2 separate regions of the Mus musculus genome follow, and region 1 is linked to region 2. Evidence: chromatin loops called from intact Hi-C (ENCODE). Cell type or tissue: heart. All regions are shown on one strand. Links, peaks and the distances in the headings refer to the core of each region. The heading gives the core; the rest is flanking DNA. Region 1 holds the start of Dnajb1 (DnaJ heat shock protein family (Hsp40) member B1). Region 2 has its middle 8.1 kb from the start of Scoc.

Region 1 (5,374 bases), core at 176-5,175, 160 kb before region 2:
AAGGACTGCTCCCCTGAGGTTTAGCATCAGTCTTTAATGCTGTCACACTGCATAATGACAAGTCACACACTTTGGTCTTGTGTTGGTAGTGGCAACTTACAATGAGTTGAATGGTCAGAACACCAGGCTAGCTCCAAAGAACAGATACTTTCACGCCCAGGTCTGATCCCATCACAGCCCTGGACAGTAGTTGACAGGGACTGCTTTCGTCTGAGTGCACACCAGCTTCCAATGGAATTATAAAAACATATTTACATACGTTCCACAGTGCTCCTTTCATCAGAAGCAAAGACCCTTTTATCAAAAGGGATTAGATCTAGGACTGTGCAAAATCCAAAAGGATTGTATCCTTCTAGAGTTCAGAGTCCATTACACACACACACACACACACACACACACACACACACACACACACACACACAAAATCACCTGTGCCTCTGAGAAGTGCCAGGTGTGGCCAAGGTCTACCTCTGGACCAGCAAGTACTGTGACTGTAAGCCAGCCATCTGATGTCAATGGAGCCAGAGGTCCAGGGGATCTCCTGGCTGGCCAGGCCCCAGAACCTGGAAGGAGGCTGGCCCTGTGGTCCTGCAACCAGGTATTGCTTGTGATGCTGGCCTGGCAGTCCTAGGGAATTGGTCTCAATTTGAGATGGCCAAGACAAGACAGGACTCTTCTGGGGAGGAGGAACAAGGCATGGGACAAATACAGATAAAACAAGAACCTCCCACACAGTGGAGACTGACTAGTGCACAGGGTCTGGCAACTGAGATGGCGGACCACTGTCACATGACAGCCAGACTAAGGACAACAGAGGGCAAGAGTCCAGTTGCAGGCCTGCCTCACACCCTTGGGCAGGAGCTGGGGTGCAGAGGGTGGGTCCATTCCAGGAGGGCTGCTGTTCCCACCGCCTGCCTATCGCTCGAAAAACCACTGTAGTCTAGTGCGCGACTTTGAAAGATTGTAATATATTCTGTGGAAAACATTCGGCAGAGCAAAAGCCCTCCCTGGGCCCTCCCGCAGTATGCAACCAGTGGAACGGTCTGGAGATCTGCAGCTCTGAAAGCCCCTGGCTCAGTCCTTGAGGAGTGCAGGTGGCTATATGGGAAGAACCTGCTCCAGGATGGTTCTGGATGAGACGGGAATCCTTTCCGGGAAGATCACTTCAAACTCGATAACAAGGTCTCCACGTTTCTCAGGTGTTTTGGGGAGAGGGAGGCCTTCTCCAGGGACTTTCCGCCGCATACCAGGCCTGATGACATCTTTGAATACAACAGGGATGGTCCTGCCGTCCAGAGTAGGGACATTCACAGTGCAACCACAGAGAGCCTAGGGAAGCAAAAGGACAGTGTCAGGCAGTGGCTGGCTTAGGAGCTTCACTCCTCCAGACCGTCCGGAGAAGGGTCAGGTCTACCAGACCAGGCCCGCTGACACCCCACTCCAAAGCCCCCCCAACCCCACAACCCATTATTCTCACAGCAGCCATCTCTTTTTATGACTCCTCCACCCACCTAGCACCTTACCTCCCGAAGGCTAATCCTGGCTGGATAGATGACATCAGAACCATCTCTCTTGAAGATATTGTGTGGCTTGTCCTTTAAAACAAAGACGATGTCTGCTGGAATGTTGTTCGAGGTCTGGTCCCCTTCCTTGGGAAAGGTGATTTTGGTCCCTTCTTTCCAGCCCCTCTTCACTTCGATGGTCAGGATCTTATCTTCATTTCGAATGCTCTTTCCATCAGGGTTCAGCCGCTTGTGGGAGATTTTCATCTTCTTGGTACAGCCGCTGTAGATCTCTTCAAGGGAGACCCGAAGGTCATGGGTGACTGGAGGATCTTGCTTCTTCCGGGTGGGCTCTTGAGAAGGGCGGGAACGTCCAAAGTTCATGTTGGTGAAGCCACCCATACCCATTGGAAAGCTAGAGAATGTGTCATCAATGTCCATGCCTTCTTCCCCGTTGCGCTGCCCAAAAAAGGTATCAAAGGGGTTTCTGCCACCGAAGAACTCAGCAAACATGGCATGGGGGTCTCCGTGGAATGTGTAGCTGAAAGAGGTACCATTAGCACCACCACTGCTTCCTCCACTGGGGCTACCACCCTTCAGGCCTGGAAACCAAAACCACAAGTCAGGGTTACTGCTGGAGAGTCAGCCCCACCTCCCTCCACCCCCAACACTTCAACACACTTATAAAACATAAAACCCCTGAAACAAAGAGCTCAGAACCCCAGCACTCTCAAGACAAGTGCAGACTGATCTCTGCAAGTTCCAGACAAGCCAGAGCTCCACCATGAGGTGCTGGAGAAATGGCTCAGAGCACTGGCTCATCTGGCAGAAGAACCAAGTTCAATTTCCAACACCTACATAGCAGCAGACCATGGTCTAACTCTAGTTCCGGGACCTTTAATGCCCTCTTCTCTAGAAGCATGTGAATGGTATACACATATACACGGAGGCACACGCTCAAATAAATTGAAAAACAAAGTTCCAGCAACAGTGAGGTCCTGTCTCAAATAAATGGTCACATTTTGTTCCTTTTGCATGTATTACTGTCAATGCCACGTAACACACAAACTTTCGTCCAGAGTAGCCTCAAGGCAATCCTCCTGACTCAAATACCCCAGAGGGGGGATTGTCACAACATCCGGTTCCTTTGGAAACAGGAGCTTATTACCCTGTAGCTCTGATTTGAAGCAAATTCACAGCGTTCCTAATTCGGTTTCCCATGTGGAGGTGTGAGCCCCCGCACTCTGCTCAACAAGTTTTGCTCTTAGTAAAAAGGCCACAGGAACTATAGCGGGAGGGATTTTATGTATATATTAAAAAGCTTGTTAGTCAAGGACGAATCTCAAGTCTTTTAACTCCCAATGGCAATAGGAGCAAGAAACACACTACTCCGTTTTACTTCCTGACAACATATTCGGTAGTAAGGCCTCTAGATCTCGGTGCGACCAGGTTTACGTGACTGCTCCATCCTCCCAGCTATGCTGTTACCATCTTACAGAGAAGCTCCTACGCACTGTTACCAAAAAGGCTCAACCCTGGGTGAGCGAACACTGAGCTTGCGGCTAGGAAAGAGAATCAATACTCGGGCAATTTTCATTCCCATCGCGACCGCCGCCCTCCATCTGCACCATTCCGGCGCTGTGCAGGCGACCGACCGGGAGGGGCTGCGGCAGACGTGCTAGAAGCTTCTGTGCCAGCGGCGCGCCCAGAGCTCCTCCTCCTGTCTGAGGCCGCGGATCAGAGGGTGAAGGAGGCGGCGCCGCCGCTAGATCCCCGGAATGCCTGTCCCCGGCCGAGGTCTTGGAGAGGCTCCGAGTGCCTCGGTTTCCCCGCCTGTCAAACGGCGGGTCACCCCGGCCGCGCGCACACGTACCTTCCTCTCCATAGCGGTCGAAAATCTCGCGCTTGCGCGGGTCGCTGAGCACGTCGTAGGCCTCGGCGATCTCCTTGAACTTCTCCTCAGCGCCGGGCTCCTTGTTCTTGTCCGGGTGGTAGCGCAGCGCCTGGCGGCGGTAGGCTCGCTTGATCTCGTCGTCGGACGCGCCGCGGGCCAGGCCCAGCGTCTGATAGTAGTCCTTGCCCATGGCCACCGCCGCCCAGCTGTCGCCGCCTCCGGCTCCGCTGCTGCCCCGTCCCGGACTCTATATACCCGTCCGGCGGAAGCTTCCAGATCCCGCCAGCCCTCCAGAACCTTCCGCCCCTCCCGATGCGCCGCACGACACCGGCCAATCGCTGCGGCCCGCTCCGTGACGCAGCACATCCGGGGTGGGACCCGGCTGCCAACGGCTTTCCGCGCGGGGCCACGCCCCTTCCCTCTCTACTCTGGTCAACGCCTTCCTCGGGCGCGCGCGCCGGCTGCTGGGGTTCCGCCTCCGTAGCGGATCCAGCCAATCGCAACCCTCTCTCTCTCTGCGGACAGGTGGAGGCGCGAAGAGGGGCGGGGCTACAGAGACGGGCCTCTCCGAAAGGCCGCACCCTTTCCCCCAGGTTATCGCCGGCTGGGAGGTTCTGCTGCGTGACTTGTGGTAGCTACCTGACAAGTACCTCTAAGCTTTCCTGCTCTAACCCAGGGATAAAAATAGGCACCCCGCCCTCTTCTGCCCGTAGCCCTTGGTTTTTCCCGTAAGGCCGTTACTGTAAAGCGAGGTGAGACTGGTCTGCCTTGGGCTTGCTGCAGTCGGGCTGCCTCTCCGGTTTATCTTACTTCCTACTAATTCCTACTGGGTTTAGCTCGCCTCTTGGCGTTCTGATACTTGTCACTTCCTTTGCCGTCTGAGTTTACCACCAGGGCTGCGTGATTTTTTTAAAGATCCACTGGGTGCTTCGTAAATATTTCCAAATACTTTGATATAGTATAGCTTTTTGCTTTTGGTTTTGTAAGTCTGGGATGATGGCGGTCAAGGACGGAGCTGAGTGAGGAAGAGGAGAGAGCTTCAGATATTGGAAGGCATAGAGAAGCTGGAATAGTCATTGGTGGTTCTTGCAGGGAATGGGACTGCCTGAAAGTGCATGAAAGACTGACTCTCATCCTAGCACTTTCTGGCTGTGTGACCTTGGGTTGGTAGAGTAGCTTTTCTGGTCTCAGTGTGGTCATCTGTACAAAGGGAATGGTCGTGGAATATGGTGAAGTTGACATTATTCTGCATTTGTTAAAGACAAGGGACAAAGGGTGTTCTTGAAAGAGATGATTAATCATCTTGTTTAGTGGACAACTGTTGACATTCCCTTTCTGGAAGCTCTGTAGGAGGAGAGTCAGATAACCCTTGCCCTAGGCACCCCTGAGAAAAATGACTTTAGCCTTCCGTTAATGGTATAGCTGTGTGTGGTGTATGTGTTTTGATTTTCCTAACTGTACTGACCCCATGAAAACCGAACCAGTTGAGCCCTGCCCCCCGCCTCCCCATGGATTTGGAGCTAGGGAACACTTGTAGAGAAAGTGTCTTTAAAGGTACAGAGACAGAGATAGTGAGCTGGCAGTGGTGGTGCATGCCTTTAATCCCAGCACTTGGGAGGCAGAGACAGGCGGATTTCTGAGTTCGAGGCCAGCCTGGTCTACAAAGTGAGTTCCAGGATAGCCAGGGCTATACAGAGAAACCCTGTCTCGAAAAAAAACAAAAACAAACAAACAAACAAAAAGATACAGAGATAGCGACAGCCTGGGCACAGTGGCATATTCCTGTAGTCTAGTGCAGGGATGCTGCTGCACGAGGACTCCCTGTGAGGCCAGCCTGCCTTCAAAATAGGTGACTAGAAATCAAAGTACATACTGAACAGAAGAGCTGTCCCAGAGGCAAGGAAAGCACAGGACATGGGAGTGCTTCACATTTACGGGGTGATTTTAACGGAGAAGTGCAGGTGTGCCTCTGGCTGGG
Region 2 (5,374 bases), core at 212-5,211:
ACTTGTCTGTCTCTATACCAGTACCATGCAGTTTTTATCACAATTGCTCTGTAGTAAAGCTTTAGGTCTGGCATGGTGATTCCGCCAGAAGTTCTTTTATCCTTGAGAAGACTTTTTGCTATCCTAGGTTTTTTGTTATTCCAGACAAGGCACAGGGGAAAAATTCCTGAACAGATCAGCAATGGCTTGTGCTGTAAGATCGAGAATTGACAAATGGGACCTAATGAAACTCCAAAGTTTCTGCAAGGCAAAAGACACTGTCAATAAGACAAAAGGACCACCAACAGATTGGGAAAGGATCTTTACCTATCCTAAATCAGATAGGGGACTAATATCCAACATATATAAAGAACTCAAGAAGGTGGACTTCAGAAAATCAAATAACCCCATTAAAAAATGGGGCTCAGAACTGAACAAAGAATTCTCACCTGAGGAATACCGAATGGCAGAGAAGCACCTGAAAAAATGTTCAACATCCTTAATCATCAGGGAAATGCAAATCAAAACAACCCTGAGATTCCACCTCACACCAGTCAGAATGGCTAAGATCAAAAATTCAGGTGACAGCAGATGCTGGCGTGGATGTGGAGAAAGAGGAACACTCCTCCATTGTTGGTGGGAGTGCAGGCTTGTACAACCACTCTGGAAATCAGTCTGGCGGTTCCTCAGAAAATTGGACATAGTACTACCGGAGGATCCAGCAATACCTCTCCTGGGCATATATCCAGAAGATGCCCCAACTGGTAAGAAGGACACATGCTCCACTATGATCATAGCAGCCTTATTTATAATAGCCAGAAGCTGGAAAGAACCTAGATGCCCCTCAACAGAGGAATGGATACAGAAAATGTGGTACATTTACACAATGGAGTACTACTCAGCTATTAAAAAGAATGAATTTATGAAATTCCTAGCCAAATGGATGGACCTGGAGGGCATCATCCTGAGTGAGGTAACACATTCACAAGGAAACTCACACAATATGTACTCACTGATAAGTGGATATTAGCCCCAAACCTAGGATACCCAAGATATAAGATATAATTTGCTAAACACATGAAACTCAAGAAGAATGAAGACTGAAGTGTGGACACTATGCCCCTCCTTAGATTTGGGAACAAAACACCCATGGAAGGAGTTACAGAGACAAAGTTTGGAGCTGAGATGAAAGGATGGACCATGTAGAGACTGCCATATCCAGGGATCCACCCCATAATCAGCATCCAAACGCTGACACCATTGCATACACTAGCAAGATTTTATTGAAAGGACCCAGATGTAGCTGTCTCTTGTGAGACTATGCCGGGGCCTAGCAAACACAGAAGTGGATGCTCACAGTCAGCTAATGGATGGATCATAGGGCTCCCAATGGAGGAGCTAGAGAAAGTAGCCAAGGAGCTAAAGGGATCTGCAACCCTATAGGTGGAACAACATTATGAACTAACCAGTACCCCGGAGCTCTTGACTCTAGCTGCATATATATCAAAAGATGGCCTAGTCGGCCATCACTGGAAAGAGAGGCCCATTGGACTTGCAAACTTTATATGCCCCAGTACAGGGGAACACCAGGGCCAAAAAGGGGGAGTGGGTGGGCAGGGGAGTGGGGGTGGGTGGATATGGGGGACTTTTGGTATAGCATTGGAAATGTAAATGAGCTAAATACCTAATAAAAAATGAAAAAAAATAGACAGTGTACTTTTTATATACCATTATTCTACAATGAAACCATAACTTCCATTTAACTGTGATTCTTGTCCAATGATACCATTTTCAAAATAAAAGGAAGAAAACAGTTTCATAGTTTCAAAAAAAAAAAAAAGAGTTTCAGTCTCAATCCTGCAGAGAGTCGGGGGGACTTTATTCTTCTGATCTCATTTTCTACACAGGATGGAAAACAACAACAAAAACCCCAAAACCTCTCAAATCTTTTTGACAACTCACCGGCTAAAATGTTCTATCAGAAATTTAAAAAAATCATGCCTTTTGAGTAGAGAAACACAAATCTCCCTGTGCCGACAAGGTCATTTAACAAGCAGAAAATGTCACATAACGTATGAATAAATTATGAAGCATAAAGTTCTGCGTATGAAGAAATGTTTTTGAATTAGTTTTACCACTAGAGGTCAGTAGTGTGCCATCCCCAACATGGAGACCTTAGGGCTCTTTCTTTTATTGAGGTTACTTCCCCCTAACCCCTAGCTGTCCTTGCATGCTCTATGAAGTTGGACAGCCACCACCTCTGGAGCTCTCTGCCCCTCTGCCAGGTGCAGTGAGAAGCAGTGGGATTTTTTTTTTTTTTTTTTGATAGAAAGCAGTTTGAACTCTCAGGGGAAAAGACAGTGTGGCAACCCAGTGCTGTCCCTTCATGCCAAGCACCCATGCTTCTCTCAACTCAGAAAAATGAAGACCCCAGGGCGGAATACCCATCCAGACAGAGTTTCAAGACTGCATTTAGGTGCTGGGCAGTGGAGCTCCATTTGTAGACAGAACACAGGAATATAAGAAATCAGATGCAGGGATTTCTGTTCAGCTCCAGTTGCTATGCATGCAGGCCAGAACACTTCCCTTCTGTTTATCCTGTTTTCCCTGAGGACATAAAAGGGAAAACCTGAATTCTGTTTCTGTAGTCTGAAGTGGCACAGCAAAGGTAAATGTGCTTTGTTTAAGACAGAGACTTGAGGTGCAGTCGGCCCATGTAGTCCAGGCTGGTCACGAATCTGTAGCTCTCCTGACACTGCCTCCCAAGTGCTGGGATTATAACATGTGTCTGCCTGAGCCTAGGGCTGTCATTTCCCTAATACAGCACTAAGGGGACATGATAGGCCTTTTACACCAAATCTAAAGGAGAACCACAAATATATTTGCATGAAATGTTAAACTGCTGATTGGACTGTGATCTATGAGAGCTGTTAGCAAATATCTAGTAACATTTATTTTGGCATAAAGCTCTTGGGATGGAAAAGACATTGTACCAATGATCCAGGCAGATGTCTCGTCTGTGGATGAGAGAGACGTGTACTATGTTCCCTCCCACTGAGAGCTGCTTGTTTGTGATCCACTCACACTGTCACAAGGAAAACCCAGGTTCATGACTCTTGTTGGGAATGAGTCTGAGGCATACTGGATTCTGTGCTCAACTTCAGGAATTCTTCCCCCCCCCTCCCCCCCCCCCCCATAGCTTAAGTTCTCTTAAGACTTAAACTTGTTCCTGCTGGATTTTAGACCAGCCTTGGCCCCCTAGTGGCAAGGCTTTTCAGAACTTTCTGCCTTTGCCAGGACAAGCAGAGGGTGGTTTGGGCCTATTTCCCTGTGGTTAGAAATGATCAGTTTAGCCAATTGTTTAAAACAAATCACATGTAGGTTTTTGTTCACACCCCCATATGTGCATGCGTTTCTGTGTTGGTGCACATATCCCTGTTCTAGTGTGCTTGTGGAGGCCACAGGGCAACCTTAAGGGGCCCACTCTATCTAGTGTTTGTGAGACAGTCTCTACCCAGCCTGGGTCTAACAATCTCTTCCCCAACAAGGGAATTAAAAGTGCTCACTACCACACATGGGGTTGTCTCCACAAGTCATAGGAACTGAACTCGAGTCCTCATGCTAGCTCGGTAAATTACCAACTGCCCTCACCCCAGCCAAGGCTCTTACTTGGAAGTGTGGAGAAGTTAGATTAAATGGTGTAAAAGAAAGGCCAGGAAGGAGTAAGCTACAAAAGGCCACCTGACTCATGCCACAGGCATTCCTAAAGTGCCATCACTCCTGCTGATGCGTGCCCAGCCTCTGGCTAGTGGACTTCTCCTTTTTAAACTTAAAGAACCCTCCCGGGCTGAGACATTTGGAGAAATTTCCCTAGGGCTATATAATGGAGGGGTGGGGACAGGAATTTGCCACAGAGCTGAAGTCAAGTCAGGTAGAAGGTTCCTGAGAGAGGTGCTACCATGGACTCTAGGGGCCATGGACCCTGGGGGTCACTGTATTTTTGTGGGCATATCAAGAGTATGAAGCCCTTTCTCAGACTTCAATGGACAGTGTTTCCAGAGTAACTGTTCAATGCCTGGGCCAGCCCTGGGCCAAGAAAAGCTTGCTACACTTTCTGGAGAAGCAATAGATCTCCAAGATCAAGGTTCTGGCCCTGTATCACAACACACTACATATGGAGGCCGGCTGCAGCCTCCCGACACCCAGAGACGTGGACGGGGAACCCAGAATGAAGTTCATGCAGGGGTGTAAGGAGGGTCGAGTCTCTCGCCCAGGCCTCTCAGCAGCCGTAAAACAAGATGCCCATCAGCTCACAAGTGGTTTAAGATCCCAGACTTTGACAGAAGCTGAGGGAACTCCAAAAACTGACCTCTTTTATCTCACAGGGTTACTGAGAGTCTATCTCAGCTCGTAGATTACAATGAGACTTAGGACAATTTGAAGAAAATCTTTTTAGCAACCCAGCATTTTAGAGCTTTGCTACCTAGTGGGACCATTTTGTTGTAAAATTATAACCCTGGTTTCTCTGTGCTCTTCAAAGCAACACTTCATACATATTCTGGCACACGGGTGTGCATGCAGATAGAGCACTCAGATACATAAAATAAATAGAATCTTTTTAAAAAGTTAAAAAAGATTTTCCAGTATAATTCTGATAAAGATTTCTCTATCTTCTAAAAACTGATAATCTAAGCTTTCATTTTAGACCATGTCCATTTGAATTAACATTGTGTTTGTGTGCGTGTGTGTGTATGTGTGTGTGTGTGTGTGTGTATGCTGTGAGGTACAAGTTCAGGCTTACCTCCCAATATTGATATCTAGTTGTTGAAGCATTATTGTTGAAGATAAGCCTCTCTCCATGAGATTGCTTTGATACCACTGTGAGAATCAGTTAGCTATATGAATCAATGCGTGCACTTCTTCCTGGCCCTATTCGGTTTTGTTTCTGTATGGACATCTTTATACCAACACCATTATTGATTTCATTAAATTAGGTTAAAAATAAGTGTTGAGATAATGTAGGGTGTGCCCTCTCTTCCTTTGAGGAACGATTCTGTCTACACTGGGTCCTTTGTACCTTATGGACTTGTAGAACTTACAGCTTTAGACCGTAAGTTTCCTTGCCATGGGTAGGAATCCCAGTGATTCAGTCTGTCTCGCTGCAGGATTTTCTGAGCATCTGTTAAGGCCTTTTGTGTCCACTCTGATCTTCCATGTTTACTCTTAGCTCAGTGGTTCTCATTCTTCCTAATGCTATGACCCTTTAACACAGCTCCTCATGTTGTGCTGACCCCCAACCATAAATTTATTTTTGTTGCTACTTCATAATTGTACCTTTGCTATTGTTGTGAATTGTAAATATCTATGTTTTTCTGTTGCGGAAAATATTTAAAAA

The links. Hi-C counts contacts between places; a loop is a spot of excess contacts. Peaks named below come from ENCODE experiments on the same cell type or tissue, not always from the same donor. Only the 100,000 strongest peaks of a DNase experiment are listed, where the experiment ranks them.
Region 1: a loop joins it to region 2, with 2.9 times the contacts of the local background. A loop is called at or near these places in 8 of 42 quality-filtered maps.

What each region holds. Positions count from the first base shown.
Region 1 is chr8:83,606,544-83,611,917 of GRCm38, reverse strand. Dnajb1 (DnaJ heat shock protein family (Hsp40) member B1) reads right to left here and starts at 3,743. Exons shown (of 3, transcript NM_018808.3): 1 at 3,376-3,743; 2 at 1,524-2,104; 3 at 1-1,329. The coding sequence starts at 3,586. The coding sequence ends at 1,099. Gm42029 (a long non-coding RNA gene) reads left to right here and starts at 4,068. Exons shown (of 3, transcript XR_878996.2): 1 at 4,068-4,148. In heart, for the core only: a CTCF peak has its summit at 3,203; DNase peaks (open chromatin) are centred at 3,247 and 3,727; H3K4me3 peaks cover 3,291 bases; H3K27ac peaks cover 2,428 bases.
Region 2 is chr8:83,448,044-83,453,417 of GRCm38, reverse strand. It overlaps a transcript of Scoc not described here. Among named protein-coding and RNA genes, the nearest start is that of Scoc, 8.1 kb to the right of the region's middle. In heart, for the core only: CTCF peaks have their summits at 2,116 (motif pointing right), 3,060 and 3,263 (motif pointing left); no DNase peak of the experiment used is centred there.